2 separate regions of the Homo sapiens genome follow, and region 1 is linked to region 2. A link is a loop called in an ENCODE intact Hi-C map of the cell type or tissue named here. Cell type or tissue: MCF 10A. All regions are shown on one strand. Each heading gives the region's core, and the rest is flanking DNA. Links, peaks and the distances in the headings are about the cores only. Region 1 overlaps IQGAP2 (IQ motif containing GTPase activating protein 2). Region 2 holds the start of LOC101929109 (a long non-coding RNA gene).

Region 1 (16,261 bases), core at 3,358-11,357, 93 kb before region 2:
CATAAAACAATTTCCAGAGAATACATTTAAAAACCATCTAGATACTGATTTTTTAGCATTACAAAAAATTGAGAGGCACAATTGAAGTATTCAAATAAATTGTGAGGGGTGGAGGTGGGGACTATGCTCACTATCTATGTTGTTCCTTAGTCACTTAAAGGCTCTGCGTGCAAGAGTCTTTACATGAGGCAGTAGTGCACTTTCATTTAGTAGGAATAAATCACATAAAATATATACTTTTATACAGAAAGTGTTATTGTGTTGTCATTTTCAATTACTTATAAAAACTTCATTTGAATTGCACAAAAGTTCTCTTTAAAATTGATAACTCCCAGAAGACAGGGCTTAGAACTGTCTAAATAATTCATTACAAATAATTAGGTTTCCATTTATCCATAGATTAAAAAAACTATGAAGAATTACGTTATTCAAGTGGGACATTTAAAATTTTTTTCATAGGAAAATAGGTTTACATGTTTGTCCCTAGTCAGCTAAATTTCCCACCCCCCAACTTTAAAACAGATCACAGGATGTCCAAAGTTTTAAATCAGAGTACCTATATCACAGTACAGTGTGGATATGTTTCCATTAATTCATTTTATGTCTCATTCTATTATAGTATCAAATTAGCAAAAAGGCACCTGGGTACATTCTTCAGAACAGTTTTGGTCGTTTTAAAAAAATCACACATTTATAAGCAGTGATTTCAATCATGTTTAAAAACAAAAATATTAAACAAATTCATTTCCTAATCCAGATGATACAGAATCCAAGAAATTTCTGTAGGCACTTCACTTTCCATAGAACTTCTTGTTCAGCAGGTATATGAGAAGGTTTACATTCACTTTAACCTTATCAAACATTTTCATTACAGCTACTCCTTCATATTGCATCTGAAGTAAATCCTGAAATTGTAAAAAGCATCATTAAATCTCAACTTTGACATTTTGTGCATTTAAAAAACATATTAGAAGAATTTGTTGACAAAAGTCAGATTCAATTGACCTAATCACCTGGGTGGGGTCTAACTATGTTGCCCAGGTTGGTCTCAAACTCCTGGCTTAAGCTATCTTCCCACCTCAGCCTCCCGAGTAGCCAGGACTACAGGCGCATGCCATGGCACCAGGCCATAGATGGGGGTTCTAAAACTTAAGTGTACATCAGAATCATCTGGTTAAAAACATAGGCTAGTTAAAATAAAGGCTGCCTGGGCTCCTCCCACAGGAATTTCTTGTTATGTAGCTCTCTGGTGGGGCCCATCAATTTGCATTTTAATAAATTCCCAAGTGATTGTGACTTAGATGAAAGAAAATAGCTTTTTGGAATTGATAAGGGCTGTATGAAAGTAAATGATGATCATTAAGTTAATGTCAGATATATAATTTCAATTTTTAATCGAAAATGTTAAAACACAAAGTTCTGGCTAGATGCATATTCTTTAGAAAGCAGTGTTTTCTGGCTGGGTGTGGTGGCTCATTCCTGTAATACCAGCAGTTTGAGAGGCTGAGGCAGGTGGATCACTTGAGGTCAGGAGAGTGAGACCAGCCTGGCCAACATGGCGAAACCCCATCTCTACTAAAAATACAAAAATTAGCTGGGCGTGGTGGTGCACACTTGTAATCCCAGCTACTCAGGAGGCTGAGGCAGGAAAATCACTTGAACAGAGTAGGCAGAGATTGCAGCGAGCCGAGATTGCACTGCTGTACTCCAGCCTCAGCGACAGAGAAAGACTCTGTCTCAAAAAACCCGAAAAACAAAAACAAAAACAAAAACAAAAACAAAAACACAGAAAGCAGTGTTTTTTTAAAGTGAAGTGAGCAAGACATTCACTGGGGAAGCAAAAAGAATATTAGAACTCCTATTTCTATTTATTTTTTCTCATTTTTTGGACTTTTTTGGTATATAATACAGCACGTTTTAGAGTACAATAGCAGAAGCATGTATACTTTACAAATAACTATGTATGGAGAGAAGTGCTCATACTATTTCCTGATGAAGTGACCAAAGTTTGGAGACCATTGTACAAAGCGGTGGTCCGCACTTCTTGAACTAGGCTACTTCTGTTTCTGTACTGAGAACAAGCCCTCATTCTTAAGTCGAACTGTCATTCTGTTTTTCACTGCCAGCATATAAACAAAGGAAATCAACTCTCTTTTTAAAATAAGTAACTGGATCACACCAGCCATATGCATGAAACTAAGCTGTAACATTTCATAGTAACATAGGTACAGGAAGCCTTTCCCAATGGAAGATATAATTCCTGAGCTGTCCTGGCCCAATATCTAAGTCTCATTTTCTTGTTTCTAGCAAGGTCAATTGTAGAAGTTGGAGTCATCTTTGAGAGAACTCTGACTCTTGGCAGCTTCCTCCTCCACTTCCTCAATTACCTCTCACTGCACTTAAGAAAACCCCTACATTATTCAGATATGCTTCTAGAACTAAAATTCTATAGGGAATTGAAGTCCTTTCATCAATAATACTTTTAGCTATTTAGAGTGTAGAGGAGATTCACTTTTCCTCTGGGAAATGCAACATCTGTTAAACAAAGTCTAGTGGAAAAGAATTAAACCAATAGAGTTAGATTGAAAAGGAATGGCATATGTAGGGGAAGTAGCTGGGTCCCCAAAGTAGGGAGCAGAGAAAACATGGCTGGACTCATGACTTGAAAAGCAGACTTTAGTTTTAGCTCTGCCATTTGCTATCTTAAGACCTTGCAACATGACATAACTTCTCTGAAGTTCTGTTTCCCTGTGTGTAAATTGGGGATAACACTGCCAATTTCACAAGGGTGCTACTGGGAATGAGATATGAGATTAAGGTATATGCAAACCCTTTGTAAGCTACTCTTGTCTTGCAGGATCAACTGGAATCCTATGAGACAGGCAGTGGACTAGAGTGATGAAGAACTTGGATCCCAGCTGCATTATCTTCCATAATTATCCCAGCTAATTATCTTCCATAATTAGCTGTCTGAACCTCAGTTCTTCATCTAGGAGAGGAAGAAGGCCCACCCTGCAGTCCCCGATAAATACCTGACATTATTTTTACAAGAAGAATATATATCACATAAGTCATATCCTCCTGTTACCTATATGGCCTATAATTATAGGATATAATTCTATCCTATGGTTTTCTTTAGGAACTGAAGGGAAAATGGGCTGAAGATAACCAAGAGACATAGAGCTGTAATGTTAGAAGGGGCTTTCTTTAGTCCTTTCAAACTTTGGTCCTGTTCCTGGTCCTTTACTCACAGTAAGGACCTGGCCATCACATTTCTCTTTGACAATTTACACATTCATGCAATTGACTGAAAGCTGCATATATAAATAGAAGTCTGCCTTTACATCTGACAGCTATCAAATGCAGGGCTGGCTCCGTGGGTATGCAATCTGTGCAGCCGCACAGGGTCCCATGCCCAGGGTTTTATTCTCTTCTGTCATCATCCTAAAATCCTTAATAATTTTAAAAACAGGGCACTGCATTTTTATTTTGCTCTGAGCCCTGCTAAGGATGTAGCCAGTTCTGATTATGCACTACTGATTTAAAAAACCCAGGACATACTGGTCACCTGCATATAGCTAAGGATTAACATTTCACAATCCATTATGTGTATAAATGAATGGTATGAACAGCTAATCTTACTGTATACAGAATCCTTAACAAAGGAACAAGTGAAGCTTGGTTTTTATACCAGTACTCAAAGGAAGTCTCATGGAATTATTGCTTTCTCTCTAAACACAATATAAGGTGTCTCCTGGTCACTTGTGACTCATTGGTCCAGTTGATATTGACTGGCCCTGGATAATTTCCTTCTTGGCAATCACATATGTCTTTTGCTATTTCTACAGAGGAATCACTAACCAAAGGGTATCACCACAAGCACCTTCTTTTCTCTTCCTGTATTTATCTGTTACACAAAATAACTGAAGACCCTAATTAGCTAAATTATTAAATGGATACATTTAGTGACATTTAAAGTAAGTTAGAAAACAATACTGTTTACTTAATTATACTTTCAATAATTACATAATAGCTTTCATCTTATCTCCGAATTCTAATTTACTCCATTATCTCAATGTCCTTATCAAACCCATTCAGCTCCCGTTTTTCTTTTAAACTTACAAGGGCTGCCAGAAAAGAAGGGCTCTGGCACACACTCCCATGATGGGGAAGTAATTCCAGTGCATGGAGCCCTGGGCTGCACAGACAGTGAGGCCAGAATTCACATCACTCTCAGGATCTTAGTGAGATGATTCATGTAAACATATGCAAAATACCTGGAAACCATTTTGTAAGTAGTTTGGGGCCCAGGTAAGATGTTATTTCCATTTAAAAAGTGTTACATCAAAAAAGAAAAATAAATTACTTCTTTAAATTGGTTTTGTGCTAAGGATTAAGAAGTTGGGGGCAGATGAACATTTGTTTGCAGTGCTCTCTTTTTTTTTTTTTTTGCACAGAAACTGGATTTCTCGGTTTTCATTTACGTGTATTTGGCTTAAATGTGGCTCTTATGATAAAATAACGATAATTTATATTGCAAACACCATTTTTCTATGTATAGATATCTGTTTTGCATAATGCCTTTCATTCCTGTGATCCCAAGCATTTGACAAATAGAGTTAATAAATTGACGTAAAAACTATTCTAGGGGCCAGGTGTGGTGGCTAATGCCTGTAATCCCAGCACTTTTGGAGGCTAAGCCAGGCAGATCACTTGAGCCCAGTAGTCTAAGACAAGCCTGGGCAACGTGGTGAAACCCTGTCTCTACAAAAAATACAGAAATTAGCCAGATGTGGTGGTGTGTGCCTGTAGTACCAGTTACTCGAGAGGCTGAAGCAGGAGGATCGCTTGAGCCCAGGAGGTTGAGGCTGCAGTGAACCATGATTGTGCCACTGTATTCCAGCCTGGGCGACAGAGCAAGACCCTTTCTCAATGCCCCCCCCCACCCCCTCCCCCCACAAAAAAGAAAAACCATTCTAGGAAAGAGGGAAAAATGAGATCATGAAAGTTCCAGTCCTGGGCATACATGCCACTGTATTCCAGCCTGGGCGACAGAGCAAGACCCCTTCTCAATGCCCCACCCCCACCCCCTCCCCCCACAAAAAAGAAAAACCATTCTAGGAGAGAGGGAAAAATGAGATCATGAAAGTTCCAGTCCTGGGCATACATAGTCTTAGAAAGAAATGCAAGTTTCCAATAAAAGGAAAATTTATAGCATTTATTTAATAGCTCTGAATACTTTTAAATTATATTCTTTTGTCTAAGCTTTAAAATGGAAACATGGCTTAGAGAAACTGACTGCTATGGTTTGCCAGCTAGAAGCATATCAATTTCCAATCATTTGAAAAGTCACAGCTCTTAAAAATCATCAACACTTAACAAATATTGGCAAATAAGGCTGGCACTGGTTTTCTGTTAAACTTTATTGTTGTCCTGAAGAGAGAGAGCCAGGGTAGCAATGTATGATCCACATATAAAATTTATCATCAATGTGCAGAAATTCCAGCAGCTTACCTGAATATTGAGTTGCACCTTTTCCATCTCAACACCAAGGAATTTTGATCTTACATCGAAAATGCCTACATCTTCAGTAGCTATGATATCAAATGTAACATTCTTAAACCTGTGAAGAAAGGAACATTCATACATGAGAAATTACAAATACAGATGTGCTTAAAGCTGAAACAAACTAATGGAATCTCAAATAATCATTTTTAAATAATGGCTTGTTGAGAAAATCCTAAGGAAGTCACCAAAAACCTCACGTCATCTTTCCCCCAATTCTGCTCTCCAAACACTAGGTTTGATGGCTATTGTTGAGATCTGTAGCTCATAGAGTTCTGACATAGGTGCTTTATTACAAAAGAAATAGAAGATACGGTCCTTGCTCTTCAAGAGCATAAAACATAATTGGAAATATGTGAGTCACAGAACATGAACATTATTGACCTATAGCCAATTGAGTATTTCAGATGATAACTTTTATAGAAACTTCAGGCCAGGCGCAGTCGCTCACGCCTGTAATCCCAGCACTTTCAGAGGCCGAGGCGGGCGGATCACCTGGCCAACATGGTGAAACCCCATCTTTACTAAAAATACAAAAATTAGCTGGGCGGTGGCATGTGCCTGTAATCCCAGCTACTCGCGAGGCTGAGGCAGGAGAATCGCTTGAACCTGGGAGGTGGAGGTTGCAGTGAGCCAAGATCCCACCACTGCACTCCAGCCTGGGCCGCAGAGTGAGACTCCATCTCTGGAAGAAGCATTTTCTTCTGAGTTGGTGTTGTCAGGAGGTTTCATGGGATAAACAGAAGTCAGGCTTTGAAGGAAGGCAGGAGTTAAAGAAAAGGCAAATGCCAGTGAGTCTGGCTTCCCTTGAGATTTTAGGACAAGAAAGTGATGGAACACTGGGCTCATGACCCCTTTAAAAGGAGGCAGCACATGGTGCCTGATGTGGGGCTGTGAAGGAGGGTTTGTTTTTTCCACTACACCGAATACACACACTCACAGCATGCTTTGGAAATGGCTCTGATCCAGGGGTTGGCACAGCCTATTTTAAATGAGAAAGGTGCTATTTTGCAATGGTAGATAATTCATCCATCAAGACCAAAAGACAGCCTTTTACTCTCATTGCTATGACTCAGTTCTGGAGGTTCACCAATCCAAACATATTGCACAAGCCACGGGAAAGACAACCACTGATCAACACTACATATGACTGACAGCACCAGATGCTGAGGCCAAGGGAAGAGTAGCCATAACAATTTGTGTATTCTTCCCTTGTCACCCATCAGTAATTGAGGTTAAGCCTTGCTAGACCAAATGGAGCTCTCTCCAAGGCCACAAGAAATCAAATGGCATGCGTGTTCTATGCAGATTCCAGGTCACACTTACTGGTTTGTTTGAAGATCATCTATATCTAGCAGGACACCTTTCTCATGCAGCTTTGCTGCAGTGTACTTCACTGGCTTCGCTCTCTTCGCCCCTTTGGGTTCTCCTTTTCCATCTAGTTTAATTGATCTCCGAGTATTTCTGACAAAATAAGAACAGAACATTTGTTGTTATGATGGCAAATGCAGAGGCTTCTGGTAGTGCGATTACCATACTCAGAGTGACATCGCTGTTCATACCTGGCCCTCAGAGCGCTGAATATACACTTTTTTATTTTGTGATAGTAGGTAATTTTGTCCATAGAGTGCAACTTCACTACTAAACTGTTTGTGGGGAAAGGGATTTCCCAAGTGACTGAAGTTTGCATTACAGACTAACATTTTTAATAAAACTTACACTCTATTTTCTCAGGTATATTGAACCAAGTGGCTATCTTTAGTCATTTCAGAAGTAGCTTTGGTGCAATAACATGAACTGTGTATTCCTAGATAACGATATTACTAGGACTGTTTTAATCTATTTAACAAACACTATGTGGCTAGCATTGTTCTAAGTGCCTTATAAATATTACCTCACATTTCCAAAATTAACATTTCCATAGTACTTTTAAACTAATAAATTCCTTTGCTATATACTATATCATGTAGCTCTCATAACCATACTTGTGAGTCTGGTACTCTTTGCTTTTTTGGGGGGAGGTTTTTTGTTTTGTTTTGAGATGGAATCTTGCTCTATTGCCCAGGCTGGAGTGCAGTGGCGTGATCTTGGCTCACTGCAACCTCTGCCTCCCGGGTTCAAGTGATTCTCCTGCCTCAACCTCCAGCTGGGATTACAGGCACATGCCACCACATCCGGCGAATTTTTGTATTTTTAGAGGAGAAGGAGTTTCGCCACGTCAGCCAAGCTGGTGAGGCTGGTACTCTTAATTCCACCTTAAGGATGAGAAAACTGAGGCTCAAAGTTCACTGAACTGGGCTCAAGATCACACGACATAAGAGAGAATCAGAACCCAAATCCAATTCGCCCGACTGTGGATCTTGTGTGAAATGCCTTAAAGTAAATCCCTAACAATCTCATTTCTACTGAAAGTAAGCTTGACCAACTTCTTCCTTGCATGTATATGTATATATTCTTCCTTCCTTCCTATATTTAGTGTATAGTGTATATGTTTATGTAATTATAAGTGCATATGCACACTATATGTAGTGTGTGTATATACATATTTAGTGTATTTTTGTATATATATATATATAGAGAGAGAGAGCACGAGAGTGAGAGAGAGAGAGAGAGAGAGAGAGAGAGAGAGAGAGAGAAACAGAAAGAAGCCTGAAGCAAATGAACTATATATGGAGAGAGAGAGAGCACGAGAGTGAGAGAGAGAGAGAGAGAGAGAGAGAGAGAGAGAGAGAGAGAGAAACAGAAAGAAGCCTGAAGCAAATGAACTATATATGGAGAGAGAGAGAGCACGAGAGTGAGAGTGAGAGAGAGAGAGAGAGAAACAGAGAGAAGCCTGAAGCAAATGAACTATATATGGAGAGAGAGAGAGCACGAGAGTGAGAGAGAGAGAGAGAGAGAGAGAGAGAGAGAGAGAGAGAGAGAGAGAGAGAGAGAAACAGAGAGAAGCCTGAAGCAAATGAACTAAAATTCAGGACTAGTGGGAGCCAAATCAATAAGGTTTAAATGTGGCTGCATCCCTTTATCAAATCTTCTGTGATTTCAGCAATCCAACTTCTGGGTGTTTACTCCAAGATGTGAAATCAGTTTGTCAAAGAGATGTCTGCACTCCCATCTTCATTGCAGCACTACTCACACGTTAGCTAAGTTATGAAATCAACCTAAGAATCTACTAACAGATGAACAGGTAAAGAAAATGTGGTATATATACACACAGAAGAATACTATTCGGCCCTAAAACAAAGAAATTCTGACATTTGGGGCAATGTGGACAGAATTAGAGGACACTATGCTAAGTGAAATAGGCCAGGCACAGAAAGGCAAATACCACATGTTCTCGCTTATATGTGGAATCTAAAAAAGTTGAACTCATAGAAGCAGAATAGAATGGTGGTTTCAGAGGCTGGAGGGTGGGGGAAACGGGGAGATGATGGTCAAAGGATATGAAATCTTAGGAGGAATCAGTTTTTTTTTGAAATCTATTGCACAGTGTGGTGAATATAGCTAATAATAATGTATTGCACATTTAAAAACTGCTAGGAGTAAATTTCAAGTGTTCTTATCACAAAAACTAAGTATTTGAGGTGATGCATATATGAATTAATTATTTCACATTGTAATAATAAATGATAACATCACCTTGTACCCCAGGAATACATAAAATTATAGTCAATTTGCAATAAAATTTAAAAGATCTATGATTAATGCAACAGATTTTTCCATACAGCACCATTTCCTCCTGCCAATTTGATGACAAGGATTATATAAAAATATTGTACTACATATTTAAATGGGTAATTAAAATTTAACTAGCATTGATCATAGTCTAGTGATAAGAATAATTACTAAGCAAAGGATATTCATTAAAAATGGCTATACTGTATATAAAAACCTATAATACTTATGCTAATGGATAATAGACAGCTGCCAAATTTTGCCAGTTGTGTCAATAATTTTTTAAAACCATGAAGCAATTTAAAAACATTCAGCTGCTCTGTGCAATTAGCAAACACCTGGCATTATCTAATATTATCAATTATATAAAATACATTCCAAAAACAAGAGACTTTAAAAATAATAGTATTTAAAAAAATCTTTGGCTAAAAAAGACAAAAGGAATAATGAAAGTGCTTCCCTAACTTACTAATGCTATTTGCTCAATATACAACAGGTAAGCCACTTTAATTCTAGTGCTGGTGGGGAATTGAAAAGCTTTCACTTACTCCTGACTTCTTAGTTCACAGTGGCAAATAATAAAACTGAGACTCTAGTTTTCGGTTAGAAGACAGAGCAAAAAGTTTTCTTCCATACCCAACCCAACTGCCTAGAAACACAGAATTGACATCTCATAGAAATCATGACATTACAAATGAACATGACATGATTTTAACTTACTTTCTTTTTAAGTTGTCTAAACAAGTCTTTATGTAGGTGTCATAATAATTGATTTGCTCTTCATAAAATGCTGCCTTCTTGTTAAGTGCATTCAGGGTCTGCTGAAGTTTTGCCAATTCAGCTTTTCGAAGCTTACGATAGATTCTTTGATTTCGAATATCCTAAAACAACAAGTAAGGGGTATCATATTTAAGCAGAAGTTTGCTTTATGATATTGCCAGTTTGGGACAAGAAGAATATCAAGCAGTAGTAAGTCGCTATTTGTAACTTGACTTGTAGCTTATCTCAGGCACCTTATTTTACTCTCAACACCACAGGGTTCCCATCCCTTTTTACTTCAGAACTGGAAAGTGTACATATTTCACTTTAAGAGACTTGTTAACATTAATTTTGCTCTGGATGGAAAGGCAAAGAAGTTATTTTAGAATAACCACACATTTAGTTTAAGGAAAAATTGCGTTTTAAAAGGGGCACAAAGTAGCAGAAATGCAATTTCTTCAGACTTTTTTTTTTAGACATAGTCTTGCTCTGTCACCCAGGCTGGAGTGCAGTGGCCTGATCTCTGCAACCTTTACCTCCAGGTTCAAGCGATTCTCCTGCCTCAGCCTCCTGAGTAGCTGGGGCTGCAGGCCCGTGCCAATATGCCTGGCTAATTTTTGTATTTTTAGTAGTTACAGGGTTTCACCATGTTGGTCAGGCTGGTCTTGAACTCCTGACCTCAAGTGATCTGCCCGCCTCGGCCTCCCGAAGTGCTGGGATTATAGGCATGAGACATTGTGCCCAGCCTCTTCAGACTATTTTGAATATTCCTCTTTGAATAGTACTTTAAACTAAAAAAGTTTACATTTAATTGTTAAATTCATTTTTAAAATAAGAAAAGAACAAACTTTTTCATCTGACAAATATTTCCCAAGGTTTGAAAAAACAACACTGGGCTGTCAAGACTGAGTGAAAAGATTCAACATTGATAACTATTACTTGGATTTAAATAGAATTCCTAGAACATTAAGTTGCATAAGCTGCTTATAGCTTACAAGAGCTATGCTAAATTTAAACTTGCAGATATAAGTTTTTTTCATAATTCTAATTGGTAAGTTATGAAAATGTTTGACTTAAGAAAACGGTGCCTGTTTAATATTATTTTTCTTTTGTAAACAAGTTAAAAACCATTCCCCTAGGAATTCAAAGAAATACCTACATACACATACACTCCCCCACAACTTCCCCATGCCCTTAGGTAAAATTTCTTCATTAAATAGAATATTCTTCATTAAATAGAATTCTTCATTAAATAGAAATTCTTCATATAATAGAATATTCATTAAATAGAATATCATGTCTTCATGATAGCCTTTTTCTTTTTTAAAGCAAAAGCATATATTTATCTACCCCATATTCCCAAATAGAAATATTTCTACCCCCAAACTAAAGAAAGAAATGTTATTTCCCTTGAGTCACTTGGGCTAGAAGGAATAAGCCTACTGCCAGAATTGAACATAATTTTCTATCAAAGAACAAAGCTGAGCGCATTTCCCTTCCAGAAGGTGAGAAATTTTTTTTTTTTCTGGTCATTTAACTGCCTTTAACCTCTAGATCCATATTAATTTGCATGTTTGAATAAAAAGAATGAAATATCCTTCTAACCCAAATATATACTTCCTTATCCTTGACAAACAGATCTCAGCCACTTCCTGTGATGTTTCATTGCACTAAGTTGAGATCCTTTGCTCAGGAAGTTTCTCAAGTGTAAAAATATTGGATAAGAAAACAGAAACTAATCTTCAAGTCTGAACTGCATTTAGGCTAAATTGCTTAAAAACAAATGATCAGGGACACAGAGTTCCATCTCAGTGGCAGGTTCTAAGAGCAACTGAGCTATATGACAACTAACATCTCAGGAGAAAACTCTTCCAATAGTGTTATTTTTAAAACTTTAAAGGTATAGACCAAACTTGTCAAGTACATTTTTTAGTATTTATTTCTGGTCTGTTTCAACTCTCCTAATGACATGAAAGTGTTGTGATTGTTTTCTCTTAAAAGTCATCAACTGCTTGGGAGGCCCCGGTGGATCACCGGGTCAGGATTTCGAGACCAGCCTGGCCAGCATGGTGAAACCCCGTCTCTACTAAAAATACAAAAATTAGCTGGGCGTGGTGGTGCGTGCCTGTAGTCCCAGCTACTCAGGAGGCTGAGGCAGGAGAATCGCTTGAACCTGGGAGGCGGAAGTTGCAGAGAGTCGAGATTGTGCCACTGCACTCCAGCCTGGGCAACAGAGCGAGGCTCCAACTCAAAAAAAAAAAAAAAAAAAAAAAGTCATCAACTGCTTTGAAACCTTGAAAAATCTGTAGCATTGAAGAGGGCAGTAACCACAGCATATGCAACCATGAATCCCTAATGCCACCTCACAGAGTGCCCAGCACTTGACTGGTGATTAGCAAATGTCTGCTAAGTGAAGGAAGAAAGAATACTGTTTCCAAAAACCTTGGCAATCTCATTGAGAATGTCTTGGTATTTATTTTCGGATGACACGTGTCCAGTCTGTTCCAACGTCCGAAGATTCCTCTGGATTTTCCTCTTCTTCTGCTCAAGAGGCAGCTGTGCATCTTCAATCATAGATTGGCTATGCTTCATTTCTTCTGGAGTCCTGGAATCTATCATTGCACGGCTCACCATGTCCGTGGCATGGTCTACCTCCTGAAAAGAGAATATCAAGATGCTGAGTTTTCTCTGATCCCCTAATTTCACAGTTCATAAGCTACACAATGCAAGTTAATGTCAAAATGAAAGTAGTCCTCCAGCCAAAGTTCAGAGACTAGAACCAGAACATGTTCTTCCTGAGTTTTGAAGTAGGTCTTTGAAAGGAATTACTTCATCTTTTCGATAGCAAGCCTTATTTGGGAAAAATTCTCAATAGCTACTTTATTGCCAAGGTGACAAATCACTATAGTAATGGACATATTTTAATGGATAACTGCTACTTTGTTCCCCACATGGAAGGATTTCAATTCCTGGATAGGCTAGCTGAGGAAACTAAAACTAGATTACCTATTGAAATGTGGCTATGAGAACCCTGAATGTTCAGAACCCAGCTAAACTCTCACACATCAGCCATGTTTATGGAGAGTCCTAAACTAAACCAACAGTAAGGCAGTCAGAGAGCTTTATTCTTATAAGGGAATCACAAACCAGCAACTCTGAAAAACTTGCAAAGTTTCTTTGAGCCAAAGGGAATAAGAATATTCTAGCACATTATAAATTCCCAAACGATGAGTAAATGAATGAATGAATGAATACTCTTTGGATAGTCTGTTCAAGGAAACAGTAACAAAAAGAGACTATTGGTCTTCCCATTTCATTGTACTAGACAATTGACTGACCCAATAGATGAAGTCTAAGGAAACGACTATTAGTTAGGGACAGTAATCTTAGACACAGGACAGGTAGGTCAATATTATTGGAACATTATTACCAGGTTAGCAGTAAATAACAAAAGCAGCAGCCAACATTGTTGAGCACTTAATGTGCACCAGATACAGATGTACCCACTTAACATGTTTAATTGACTTAATCCTGCCTGTGAGCTGGGTACTATTATTATACCCATTTTACAGTTGAGGAAACTGCGGCACAGCAATGCTTCTAAGTGCACAGAGTTACACACCTAGGAGGTGCAGAGGTATAGTTGATCTCAGAAGTCTGTGTTCTTAGTCACTTATTCATGATACATTTAGGGGAAAATGAAAAATAGTAAGGAGTAAAAGTCTTTTATACTAACCTAGTATAATATTTTACCCACATTGTTTAAAACATACCCACATATTAACAAACGTGTGATTTGAAGTTTTGCTTTACATTTTTTATTAAAAATTTTTAAAAATTAGAGATGGGGGTCTCACTGTGTTGTCCAGGCTGGTGTTGAACTCCTGGGCTCAAGTGATCTACACACCTCAGCCTTCCAAAGTATTGGGATTACAGACATGAGCCACCATGCCCAGCCTTTTATATTTTTTAAATTAAAAACTATTACAAGGATTCCTTGGCAATCAATTAAATTAAGAATGATCCAGGAAAATTATGTGTAGCTGTGCTAAGAAATAGTTAATTAAATAATTAACTTTTGTTTAGGGAGCGGCAATTATTGGTACTAAAATAACAACCTTGAATTTATTTTAGAACGAACAATGACGTATTTTCAAAGATGTTAATAAAAAGCTAAATGCAAGATTGTTGTGAAACCTCACTTACGCTAACATAATGATGCTTTGACTCAGTGGACTCAACATTTGCTTCTGAAGCATTTGGAAAACATCTTTAACATGTGAGTCGCTTATTTGTTTCAAGTTAGTAAATACATAAAATGTGAAAGGTATTTTTCAATATCCTGTCAGCTAGAACTCTCTCAACTGACTTATTTGCCCATTATGATGAACATTTCCGGGCTTTGAAAAACCCAGAACTATCATCCTAGGTTAAGACAAAAGTATATTCGGCATGAATTTGGTGCTGTATTTTCTATTTCATTCCCATTGATACTTCATACAGGTTTATATATGGCTGAACTAAGTCCACTGCAGTAATAGATAAAATTCCTTACTTCCGGACCATGTCAGATACAGTTTCTCTGAGATAATAAACATATGGCATAAAGATTTATGAAGAAAATCAACACCTGTCTATTATTATTTTACACTTAAAGTCAAATTACCTGTTGCGCAGTTGCTGGTGTCTCTAAGATTTCTGTCAATGTGTTCCCTGGCTGGTTCCGGATCACATCAATTATCAGCTTCTTGGTCCTTAACAAACCAGAGAAAGAGACAGACTTTCAGACTGTAGTCCTTATGCACAAAAATCTGTTTCTCCTAAGAGAGTGCACAAACACATACAATACTGAAGCTTCAAAGATAATACCTTAAAATAAAACATTCTTGCGGATATTCACCAGGTCTGCTATAAGGCTCCTGAAAGTTTATGAATGCTTGATAATCAAAGTCTGGGCTTTCTGTGCTTGATGTTGTAGCATTATACTGTCAGTAACATGGGCACAAGTGTATCACAAGATTTCCTCTCTAAATACTTTTCCTTCTTTTTTAGACGGAGACTACTTTTTGATGGGCAGGGGGAGCAAGTGCTGCTGATATGGCCTGCTACTGCAGAGTGCAGGAATGATATCTAATATTCTCCTTTCCTGACTTTAATAGCACCTAGACTTCTGAGCTGGCTTAATACCTCATAAGCCTTTAGGAGCCAGACCAACTGTTACCTTTCCTACTATCAGAAAGCTATTAAAGAGTCTGAAGACCAGTGGGAGCGAACGTTCAGTGTGGGCTGTGGAGGCTTGGTCTGTCAGCTGACACAGCAGCGAGGAGGATGGTGTTCAAGGGCCTGAGCAACTAACAAATAGGGTTAACAAAGAAACCTATTTGTTAGGTCTTCTTCCAGTCTTCAGGTGGAAGAGAATAGAAGAGCTTCTCAGTAAACAGTAAAGAGCTGGAAAATTCTTCTGGAAGTACGAAAACCGTAGTTCTCTCATAGGTGTTCTTTATGGCAATTGGCCACCACTTCCTAGGGAGGCATCATGTTATGTAATTACGTACAAAGGTTTTAACATAAAAGCTAAAGGGTCAAATTTGCTCACTTTTACATAAGGTGGAAACAGTATTATTGGAAAAGGCTTTCCTTCTAAAAAGAAAAAAAAGGGCCAGGCGCGGTGGCTCACTCCTGTAATCCCAGCATGTTGGGAGGCCGAGGTGGGCGGATCACCTGCGGTCAGAAGTTCCAGACCACCCTGGCCAACATGGCGAAACCCCATCCCTACTAAGGATACAAAAATTAGCTGGGCATGGTGGCATGTGCCTGTAATTCCAGCTGCTCAGGAGGCCTAAGTGTGAGAATTGCTTAAACCCGGGAGGCAGAGGTTGCAGTAAGCTGAAATCGTGCCACTGCACTCCAGCCTGGGTGACAGAGTGAGATACCATCTCAGATAGATATCTAGATAGATAGATAGAAAGAAAGAAAAGAAAGAAGAAAAGGAAACACAGACAAAAGTTTGTTTAAATTATACATACACTGGTCTAATTGACATCTGAAGTTTCACTTTTACTGTAGTCCCGTTATTGCATTTAACTTTAGTTATTTCAGAGTCATTACATGATATCACTGAATGACTAATTTTTCTTCCTAAACTCTAGCAGGAAATGTTCATGTAGCATGAAATTTAGAAATGAGAACAAAATTTTCACATTTTGAAGGATATGGGCAACTACTCCCAAATGACAGAGAAAACCCTTCAAGTTAATTACAAATA
Region 2 (11,664 bases), core at 1-8,000:
AGTTACTTAATCTTGGTTTCATTATGTGTAAGATGGCAATAATGATGGCAAAATGGTTCAGAAGGCTGTTATGAATTGTTGTGATGATTAAATGAGATGATACACATGAGTATCTAATATCATGCCTGACAAATAGTAGGTTCTCAATAAATGTTTGCATTAACCAAGGATGTTTTTCCTGTTTCGAATGAGGCAGTTCCTAGGTTCTAAAGACCTAGACAGAGGAGATGACCGCCCTTTCAGTTGGGTTTGCACCTGAAGACATGGCAGCCATAAGTAGCTAGGTCCCAGGTGGCATCACTCCCACTCTTAGGTGACAGATCATATCAGCCTCACCACTCAGCCCATTGGCCTTATCACAGAGGCCAGTCTTTGTGGGGCTCCTTATAATAGCGGTACAAGCTCTGTACTCAGAAAAAGCCACTAGTCTTCGAGAGGACAGCTTCTGCTCTACCTCCACACCAACTTCTCTTAGGATTCTAGTCCCCGACAATCTCAAACATCCGTGAATCAATCTGTGTATCTCTCATTTTGACACTTTGCACACCCTTATCTTTACTATTACTTGACTGTTCCATGTGACAATGTCCACTGCCTCAATCAGTTTCTAAGCATTTTGAAGATAAGGTCAGAGAACATTCAAATGGTATTATGTGTCCCTCTGTATCCCCATCTTCTCTACCAGAAGCTATGGACTGAAGTGTGCACATAGTATCTACTAAGGAAATAGTCAATGAATTGAACTCTGAACAAGAACTCACCTACAACTGAGTTTTTAGTCAAAGAATTAAAGCAATAAATAGCTCTGGAGCTGGTTTCCCCCCAATGTTTGTTACCAGGAAAATAACAGCTCTATTATTTCCATTCTGATTCATGGGTAATTGTTGGGACAAGAAGCTCATGAGATTTAACGTAAATGGGTCAAATCCTCCTCCTTCTCTCCCTCTGCCACCCAGCCTGTAAAATTTAAAAGAAACAGATATACTAAAACTTACTCCGAGTTTCTGTGATTTAGCATGGTATAAAACATCCTGGTAGTGCTGGGCATGGGCTGGGTCCACATCACTAATATTCGCAGTAGGTAGGAGCAAAGTTTCTAAAGTCCTCAAAGGATTCCCTTCATCAATAGCTTCATTGATGTACCCTACAGCTACAACTCCTAGAAAATGAAGAAGTAGTTTTCCTTTTAAGTCACAGTACATTATAACTTCTTTAGTATCACCGATTGCAAAAGGCTAATTAACTAGTACAGCAAGGCTATAGGATGCAAGATGCAAGCACAAAACCAATTATGTGTCTATACGCTCATAATAAGCAATCTGAAAATAAAATTAAGAACACATTCAATTCATAAGACTGCAACTACAAATACATTATAATTATAAATAAATATTTAGACATAATTTAATGAAAGAAACATAAGACATGTACACTGAAAACTATACAACACCATGGGAAAAAACTTAAAGACAAATAAATGAAAAGAGCCAATGTTCATGAATTGGAAGATTTAGTATTGTTAAGATGGAAATACTTCTTAAATTGACCTACAGATTCAATGCAACTTCTATCAAGGTCCCAGCTGCTGGTTTTTATTTTTATTTTTTTTTTTTGAGAGATTCTTGCTCTGTCCCCCAGGCTGGAGTGCTGTGGCATGATCTTGGCTCACTGCCACCTCCGCCTCCTGTGTTCAAGTGATTCTTGTGCCTCAGCCTCCTGAGTAGCTCTCTACATTCTGACCAACACTTGTTATTGTCTTTTTCATTACAGCCATCCTAGTGGGTGTGAAGTGGTATCATACTGTGGTTTGGATTTGTATTTTTCTAGTGACTAATGATTTTGAGCATCTTTTCATGTGTTTATTTTCCCTTTGTACATCATCTTTAAAGAAATGAAGTGTCTATTCAAGTCCCAGCTACTTGGGAGGCTGAGGTAGGAGAATCACTTGAATCCAGGAGGCAGAGGTTGCAGTGAGCCAAGATTGCACCACTGCACTCTAGCCTGGGTGACAGAGTAAGACTCTGTTCCCCCCACCAAAAAAAAAAAAAAAAAAAAAAAAAAAAATATATATATATATATATATATATATATATATATATATAGAGAGAGAGAGAGAGAGAGAGAGAGAAAGAGAGAACAAGACTGACTATAGGGTTCACAAATGAAAAGCACAGAAGTCAAACTATGAAACCTGCTTTTACAATTCTAATGAAACGGATCTATCTGGAGGTTACTTCTCAATACCTTATTATTAAAAAATAAACTATCATCCATTCATAAAAAAATGCATTTAGATAGACATGCACACACAGACACACACACACACACACACACACATATATATATAAAACACACATATACACACACTGCCAAGGAGCTTTTGCTTCCTAGGTTAGTACTGATGGATAAGAACTGTTAAAGAAACTAGATATTAATGAACAATAAGCTTAGAATATAAGCATTTTTAAGGTCAAACTTCATATTTCTCATTTTTTCCATTAGATTTAATCTAAAATGATCACCCGTCACTTCACAACTGTGATATGCCATGAAATAGAATGAGTACTTCTCATTTTTAAAAAAAGTATCTCCAGCTTGACATTCAAGTAAAGATAAAATATTTAGCTAAATATTTCTTGAATAGATGAGCCCATAACCACCACTTCGTTAAGAATGAAAAGATTTACCTGTAAGAAGAATGAAACCATCTAAAACTCCTAGAAATCATTCCAGACTATAATACTTAAATATGTTTGAAGAAAAAGCAGAAGTATTTCTCTAATGTGCAGGTTATATTATCTGTAAACATTGACAGAACTCTGGAAAGTCTAAGTATTATCTATATACAAGGTACTGTCGTTTTACCCTATAGGATTTATAAACTGGAGTGCATGGAATATTTAGTGCCATTCTCTGGTCACCCCCCTTGGGTAAGCTGTTCTAAATACCTTTAAAACACCCCATCCAAAAATGGTCTTAACAGAACCAAGGCCGATCACCTGGAAGTGAGTGCATTTCAGCTGACTTGATTGAAATCACCTGCTAAAGTTGCTGTCTGCTGCGTTTCTAAGAATACAAGCTGCTGAGGTCATAGTGAATGACATCATAGGAGCTGAAAGATTACCCAGAAGCCCTCTGGGAACATATGCATCACTTCCTCTGTTTATAAATAAAAGGGAAATCCTATTTGAAGAAAGATTGCTGAGCTTCACTCAGCCCACGGTCCACTTCTTTACATCAACACATGTTACTATAACATTCTAGTCCACAAGAGAGTGGGCGTTCTTTTAGAGTTCATGTATTTGAGGCAGCAGATGAGGTAACCTACACAGAATTGTACCTACCAAATTTAAAGAGCAAAAACTCAAAGAAGAAAACTTCCTGATGTAGGCTATAAGGTTAAAATAATGCTCCTTTATGGTTCTACTGGGAAAAGTAAACTTTTCAGTAAGAAATCAACAGAGCCTGAGGAAATGCATTCAGCAGCTAGCTTCTCCATTAAATTCACCTTCTATATTTCTCATTTTCCATTAGCTGCTTACCTCACCCACATCACAACTCAGATATGGAATTAGATCTCAGAGCATGTGGCAAGAATAAGGTGGGGAGGCAAGAGTAATGCACCTTCAAAACGTCCATGAAAAATTCTCAGCTCCTCAGATGACTTAATTACTATACTGAGCAATTCCTGCCTGGTTACAATGGTGTATTTTAGAAATTTTAGATTTTGAAGAATTGCCTAAACATGATATCAAACTCAATACTTCAGGAACTCATTCTGACAAAAGAAAAAAATAAAACCAAGACACAGATAAATTAAATACTCTGTATTAAAGTTCCCAAATTCCAGAAAGGAAATATTAGTGTCTGAAATACCTTTTCTGGTTATGGTATATGTCCTTTATGACAAGATACTTAACAGAAGTGTTATAGTGGCTGTGTGAAATGTCCTAGGGAGAATAACTTAGTAGTGCTGTTACCTTGATAGATAAAAGCCACAGCAATCAAATGAGATTTTTGCTTAAAAATAATATCTACTTACAAAAGACTATTTTCTAAGTTATGCAAATGTTACTTGCTTTTTTTCCCCCCAGTAACCAACTAAAGCAAAGGCTGTACTTGATAGCCAAGAACAAAACTGGCATTTTCCCCCTGTTAATCAATGTCAACCCTACAATCTTTCAGCACTGAGAACTAACATACCTTCATTTGTGTAAGCAGCACATACAGAAATAACCAAAGCAGAACTGAAGCATGGGTATTGCCAAGAATTGGGGAAAAAGTTAGAAAGCAAAGATGGGACGTGAGTCTTTGTTTTGCCTACCAAAAGAAAGGAGTCCTACTTCTTGGGTGGCAGTTGCTGTAGCAACCAAACCACTGCTAAAGGAGATTCAGAGCATTAAGACGGAGGTTGTGGAGAAGGGCAGAAGCCTGGGGGACTGAGCTCTGTAGCGGGACACTAGGAGCAGTGGTGGTCCCCCAACCCCCACCTGATGATGTTGAACATCTGCTCAAATTAGAGCTTGCGTCTTGACTAACGTCTGGCAAGAACCATAAACTCCCAAGCCAAGTATCAGAAAAGAGCTAAGTGGGGTGTGAGCAAGCCGTCTCACCGCAGAGACTTTAAATGCTTCACTGAAAGGAAATGCAGAGGCAACAGGGAAGCTGTGCCGTCTCGAAAGAAATTTAGATTTGTGCACAACTTGAAAAGGACAAAATGAAAGTGTCCAGGGATCAGTGTAACAGTGGTACATCCATGGTACCGTATATAGGGTAGCACACCTGGATCCTGTTTTATAGTAGGGGCTTAAAGTGAGAATATGTTTAAAAAACAAGAACCAAAACTGGCCTTGACTTTTGGCCCAGCACTCACAGGAAACAGCAAAGAAAAAGAAGAAAACTTTGCAAATGCAATTAATTAACAAAGTCATATGTTTTATTTCAAGAGTGATCTTAGTATTCCTAAGTTAAATACAGCATTAGAAGACCAGACCTAAGACCTTACCCAAACACACTAAAATAAAACATAATAAACTGTGAGAGAAGTATCTGCCCACTCTATCCGCGAGCTTGGAGCAAATGAGTTAGAAAAGTCAAAGCTGGAAGGTGGAGGAGAGATCAATGATTTTAGCAACACTCACCCACTGTTGCTGACAAGTCAAAAGCTCATAAGCCACAGAAGATGGTGTTGCTTTGTTTTCATGGTGGAAAACACAGCTCGAAGCTTGAATTTGGTAATGCATACTACAGAAAAGCAGTGAATGTATGGACTGCAGAAGCTACATAGCTCCTCATTCTTCACTCTATTTTCATAAGCAAGATGCAAATGATAAAGCAGCAAGCTGACATTCAAGAAAGCATGTTTCAGGGCATATCTTCCTGAGGTTGGTATGCTTTCATGCTGGCAGCTCATAATTTCTAGAAACACAGCAAATCACCATGATTTGTGATCATTAAGCAACAGTTAGATCGTGTTCCAATTCCTCCATTTGTGGGGCAGAAAAATCGTGTCATATTTCAGAAAAAAAGATGCCCAAATAAAAGGTCAAAATAAAATTGGGTGCTTAAAAATATGAGTTATTTAGCTGTCTCTGTATTTAGCTGTCTCTGAAGTACAAATAACCAGAAAAATCAGGCCTTTTACTTGTGTATTTTATTATATTATGAATTCTTGTGTAGGCTTTGTAACGTTTATAACATATTGGTACAGTGGTATAGGCATAAAATCTACCTATAAATAAAGGTATGCATATTAGCGGAGTTTGCTCTCACAAAGTTCCTTGAGCAAAAACTTAAAGCCCTAATCTAGAAAACTAAGTTGTCCAGATACCTTCTTCTCCCACTATGCTAGAGAAGGAAAGTGTCTTATACTTACGGTCATTTTCTTCTTGAATTTGAGCATTAACCATATCAATACAATTCTGAATTTCATTCCAGCTTAAGTTATCTTGCCCTTGGGATAAAACTTCTAGTTTAACAGAGAGTAGTGTGTTTGCATAACTGTGGAAGAGAAAATAATCTTGATGTTAATTAGAGACATTCATTCTTCGTTCCTGTTGTTTCTCAACTATGACACATGGTCAAACATAGTTGTTATGAAGTTAGACAAAGAGTAGAAAGGCAAATAAAATTGTCTTGTGTAGCTCTGTCAACATATACCAGGCTTACTTGTACTAATGGTGTTTTCTTAAAGTATTTTTATGAACAAATTCTGTTAATGAAAGCTCTTCAAAATCGAAACTCATACCTAACTCAAGCAAAACTGGAAACTTTCAAGTCTGTGAAATTACTTTTCCCTAGTTACTAATTTTCCTCCCCTTTGTATGTCTTGGTTCTTCTCAGTCTTCAGATGATTGTTACAGGGCAAAATTCAGAGTTACTATGGGTCTCAATCTTTCTATCATCAAGTGTCCTTTTCATTATTTCTCTTGTTCCTTCCAAAATCTAAGTTTTAAAAGACCTTTTCTACTACAACCCTAATATAGAGCCACTTTGAGGCCTAATATGACACTGAGGAATCAGATAACATGCAAATGCAGTTCCAGAAACCTTGCTGAGTAGCACAATCTTTACCGTATGTTGTCCTGAAGAGGTGGCACATGAGTTAAACCAGGATATACTGAAATTCCTTTTCACCTGCCCATTTCTCCAAAGGCTCCTAGCCAATACTCAAAAATCTCTCTTAGGCCTGGCGTGGTGGCTCACACCTGTAATCCCAGCAATTTGGGAGGCTGAGTGAGAGGATCGTTTGAGCCCAGGAGTTAAAGACCAGCTTGGGCAACACAGGGAGACTCTGTCTCCATAAAAAAATAAAATTAAAATTAAAAATGGCCCTCTCACCCATTGTTTATGACCAATGACCCTTCTCACTGTGCATAGCCCTCTGGAAGATACAGTTTAGTCAACCACTCCAATTACTTTTTTTCTGCCTGGGGAAATTTCAGGGAAAAACTTACTCATACTGATATATTAAGAAACTTTTACTTCTCAATTATCAATTTTCCCACTTTCCAATTTTCACAGAACCAATGTTACAACCATAGGCTAACATGAACTATTCCAGCGAAAATTAATAAAACTAGATAGTTTAGTGTGCTTTTATGTCTTTGCACCAGGGCAATGAAGAACAATCTTCTGTGTACATAATGAGTCACTCTGCAGTTTGAATTCTGAATAGTCTCTAGGGATCTAGTAATGGCAGAGGTTAAAAGAAGAAACATTATATGAAGTCTAAAACTGTTTTCTTGGTTGTGACAAACTTTTTCAAAATTCTGCATGCTTCAAGGTGACATGCGGTGTCTTCCATAGAGAGTAGCTTGAGAGAAAAACATTCAAAAATAGGAAATGGTGGTAACAATTTATTTTCTGTAGCTGAATGAGGCCTCGCCAAGTGCAGATGTGAAATACACTAGTAATGTATAATAAATAATACTGACCACAATAACGATTTGGATTATCGGTAACTTGCACTGGTTAGTGTCCCTCACAGATGGAGACCATTCCAAAAGCGCAAAGTCCTTATGGGCATCCCATACACTTAACGTCTAAATGCTGACCCAACAGGAGTGAAATGAGAAAGTAAAAAATAAACACAGAAAGAAATACAACTACCCATCATTTCTTTAGAAATGAACAAAAACAAGCTATAAAGGAAAAGATTTTAAAAGTAACACCATTTGACCCAGTAATCCCATTATATGATTATAAATCATTCTACTATAAAGGCACATGTACCTGTATGTTTATGCGGCACTGTTCACAATAGCAAAGACTTGGAACCAACCCAAATGTCCATCAATGATAGACTGGATAAAGAAAATGTGGCACATATACACCATGGAATACTATGCAGCCATAAAAAAAAAGGATGAGTTCATGTCCTTTGCAGGGACATGGATGAAGCTGGAAACCATCATTCTCAGCAAACTAACAGGAACAGAAACCAAACAACACATGTTCCCACTCATAAGTAGGAGTTGAACAATGAGAACATGTGGTCACAGGGAGGGGAACAACAACATACACCGAGGCATGTCAGGGGGTGGGGAACTAGGGGAGGAATAGCATTAGGAGAAATACCTAATCTAGATGGTGGGTTGATGGGTGCAGCAAACCACCATGGCACTTGTATACCTATGTAACAAACCTGCATGTTCTGCACATGTATCCCAGAACTTAAAGTATAATAATAAAAAAAAATTTTTTTTAAAGTAACACAAGAGAACTCCACAGGCTTTTCCAATTGAGTATTTCTCTCCAGTACTGAAGTTACCAACTTTGGGAAATATTCCGTAGTTTCCCCAAACAGGTCAATGTCCTCTCCTCTCACTCCTCTCAGTTCTCTTCACCTCATCTATGGACAGACTAGTAAGGAGTCTACTAATCTAAGAGCCCTGGGAAGCTCTGAGAAGATCAGTAATCCAATTTAGTTCAGCAGATGTTTGTGAGCACTTACTACATGTAAAACATGGCAGGCACTACAGGAATATTAGGAGGAAAAAGGTGCAGCCTTTATGCTTTCAGACCAGTGGGTAAGACGACAAAAATTCCAAAAAGGTATAAAAGCAGAGCACAGGAAGGACCATTAAAGAGTCCATAAGAGTAGATATAATGGGGTTCAAAGCAAGAAGTGGAAGGAAACCCTTATTGGTGGAGCACCCTCCCTGGGACAGGCACTGAACCAAACACTAAATCCTCAAAACAGTTCTGCAAATGCAGAGTGGGGCTTTTGTTTCTTTTGTTTTTGTGCTTTATAGATGAAGGAAAAAGGCTTAGTTAGGGAGGGTCAATCTCAGATATTTTTGGTTCCAAGGCATATGCTCCTTTAACCACATCATGCTACCTCCCAGGAGAGATAACATCAGATGCTAGGGTGGGGAGAAGCACGGATATACCTCACAGAACATAATGTATGGTAGGCAGGGCTCAGAAGCTCCAATACTGTGTTTAGCTGAGCTGGGTAAAGGCACCAAGTTCCTGATGGTGAGAGGACCACGCATAGGAACACAGAGACCAGAAAGTACACTTGGACTTGGCTAAAGCACAAAATACGAGTAGGGATGGAGCTGGAGGTAAGGTCAGAGCAACATGCTTAGAATGAGAAGTCTGTTCTTAATTCGGATGTGAACAAGGAACAATCAAACAGAATTATGAATAGGGTTACATTTTAGAACAGTTAATCTGGGAACAGTGTATGCCCAAGGCTAATGTTAACCCATACAATACTTTTGTGAGAATTAGACAAAAGAATCTCTCTGGGCAAACACAGCCCCAAGAGTAGAAGCCACGGTGAACAGGGAGAGACTTTGCATGAATTTGTCAAGGTGGCCATGCACAGCACACTTGTGCTATGAAGAACCTGCACTCTATGGGGAGAGGCCCTGGACAGAGCCGTGTTTCTCAAACTTGATAATCTGCAAAACTGGGATTCCAAGATCCCAAGTTAAGATGCTGACTTTGGAAGTAAAATGCCAAGGCTGTAGAAGATCATTTGGGGCCAATACAAGTGTCAATACAAGAACCCAAGTGGGCCCTTAAATCCCATGTCAGTACTGGGTCTTCCAGATCCAGAATGTATTTAAATTAAAAAAAAAAAATCAAAACATTTTAAAAGTTCTTCACACAGAACACTCGAACTGTGAGGCTCCATCTGTAGGTCCCAGCTGGAAACTACAGGTATGAATATGGTTTTCAAATAGAATGGGACCACTTCTTTAAGGGTATTTGTAAATGAAGAAGCAGGCATTTTTGATAATCAGAATGGGTGAGTCAGGGGCTAATGTCATGTGGAGGACAGTTGCCAGGGATGCTAAATATGTGGAATAGTCTTGACAGTTATCTCACCAAGATGCCCCATTAGCCTGTAAGCTTCATAAGGGATTGACCGGGTCTGTCTTCTACTCTAGCACTGAGAAAGTATGGCAAAGCCTGGTTAGGTAGGAATGATTAATGAATGGGGAGAGAAAAGAAGTAGGATGACCAATTTAGGGGTTACTACAGAAGCAAAAGTGAGAAGTCTAAGTGAGGGTGGTTGCAGGGAAATGGAAACATCTTGCAGAGGTATAAGGCACATAGACTGGCTACTGACAGCAGGCTCTTTAGAGCACGAGGGTGCCCGGCTGAGGGCAGAGGGAAACTCAAATTGGGCTTCAGGTTTCTAAGCTTACAGGAGAGAATGGTGCCATTAACAAGTAACAGAAACAGTGGTGGTAGATATAAATTACCTTGGAAACACACTCTAAGGAGTCATATGAACCAGATGGCCAAATTTAAGTAGAACAAGAGAATTAGTTTCTCCAAAAAGACTAAAAACAAGGAAAACCCACCATCCTTCCATTACCTTTTGGCCATTCACTACATAGACAAGTGGTCAAATACCATTTGTTTAACCTAAGAAATCTCTGGTTTTTCCTTGGCAACTGTACATGACCCAAGAGAATTAGCCAACCTGCCTATTAGAGCCGTTCCAAAATCAGTAGCTGAAAAGAGCTTTTGTCAAGATCTGTGCAGACATCTCCCCCTGGTGGTTACAAGAATCCAAGATTCACTCATTTTAACTGGGGCTTTTATCTCAGCGACTCTCTCATCTGGCTCCCAATTCTGGCCATTTGATTTTCTCTCAAGATCCGCTATAGTGTTTTATAACAATGCTATCAGTTGTACTATCTGGTAGCACACTTCAGAAACATGAAATGAAAGATAAATGGATGTTGTTACCCACTGCCATGACCCACTGTGGTCTCAGGATTTCTTTGGCTTAATAATCAGAAGAGTGGAGTTTGGGGCCCAACTGCCCAATTTTAGGTCCATAACCCGGATTCTGTTTCTGCATCAGTGACATAAAAGAATTGGACTGGATGATTATTAAAGTTGCTTCCAACTCTTCTACATTCTGCGGTTTCCAAAAGACGCCCAAGGAAAGGTATGTTTCCAATAGTTCCTTTATTTTCAGCCTATCAAATAATCTTTGCCAACGACAAAGTCATTTATTAATTGCCACAGGATGATCACTTTCTGATTCTTCTTGTTCCCCAGAAGGAATACTGTAAACAAGGATACTAATTAGAAGGACTCTTAAAACAGACTAGTTTTCAAGAAACATGAGCATGGTATATGGATTTCTCCACCAACAGGCAAATTCCTCACTTTTAAGATCTGCCAAACATGCATTTCTGCATTGAAAGAAGGTTTGGAAAATGTTCCTTACCGTTCCACATATGCCTTGTCCAGATTGTTTAAGCCTATTGCGGGGCTTCTGAGTTGATTCTGCACAGACACAAGATCGTTGCTTTCCAAGGCCTGGTTTAGTAAAGCAACAGCAGACAACATTTCCACAGCAATCAAAAGCTCCTCGTGGGCCAAGTAGTTCTGTTGGAAAACATATGGCAACATAAGCTCCCCACACAACACACCTCATGTGCATGATGGAGGTTTACAATGCACATTTCAACAAACAACAAAAAGTCAAAGAACTTGATAGCTCAGCAGAAAGAGGAGTCGTGGCCACCTGCTTTCCACTGGCTTTAAGAACAGGTATATGGCTCCTGGGCTTTCATTAGATGATCATTTTTTGGGACTGGGTTGATTACAATGAAAAGTTACGATTCCACAAATATCTGCATTCCCATTGCTGATCCCTACTCCTAGCTATACTGGTTGCTTAAA

The links. A loop is a pair of places that touch in the nucleus more often than their neighbours do. Peaks named below come from ENCODE experiments on the same cell type or tissue, not always from the same donor. Only the 100,000 strongest peaks of a DNase experiment are listed, where the experiment ranks them.
Region 1: a loop joins it to region 2, with 4 times the contacts of the local background. A loop is called at or near these places in 19 of 110 quality-filtered maps.

Annotation. Positions count from the first base shown.
Region 1 is chr5:76,691,844-76,708,104 of GRCh38, reverse strand. It overlaps IQGAP2 (IQ motif containing GTPase activating protein 2), which reads right to left. Exons shown (of 36, transcript NM_006633.5): 31 at 14,663-14,750; 32 at 12,439-12,651; 33 at 9,958-10,118; 34 at 6,892-7,029; 35 at 5,515-5,623; 36 at 1-905. The coding sequence ends at 792. Among named protein-coding and RNA genes, the nearest start is that of NCRUPAR, 12 kb to the left of the region's middle. In MCF 10A, for the core only: no CTCF peak of the experiment used is centred there; a DNase peak (open chromatin) is centred at 6,624.
Region 2 is chr5:76,600,515-76,612,178 of GRCh38, reverse strand. IQGAP2 (IQ motif containing GTPase activating protein 2) reads right to left here. Exons shown (of 36, transcript NM_006633.5): 11 at 11,207-11,367; 12 at 5,876-6,000; 13 at 996-1,159. It overlaps LOC101929109 (a long non-coding RNA gene), which reads left to right and starts at 3,210. Exons shown (of 2, transcript NR_134278.1): 1 at 3,210-3,319; 2 at 4,095-5,571. RefSeq lists an enhancer at 3,298-3,347. In MCF 10A, for the core only: no CTCF peak of the experiment used is centred there; no DNase peak of the experiment used is centred there.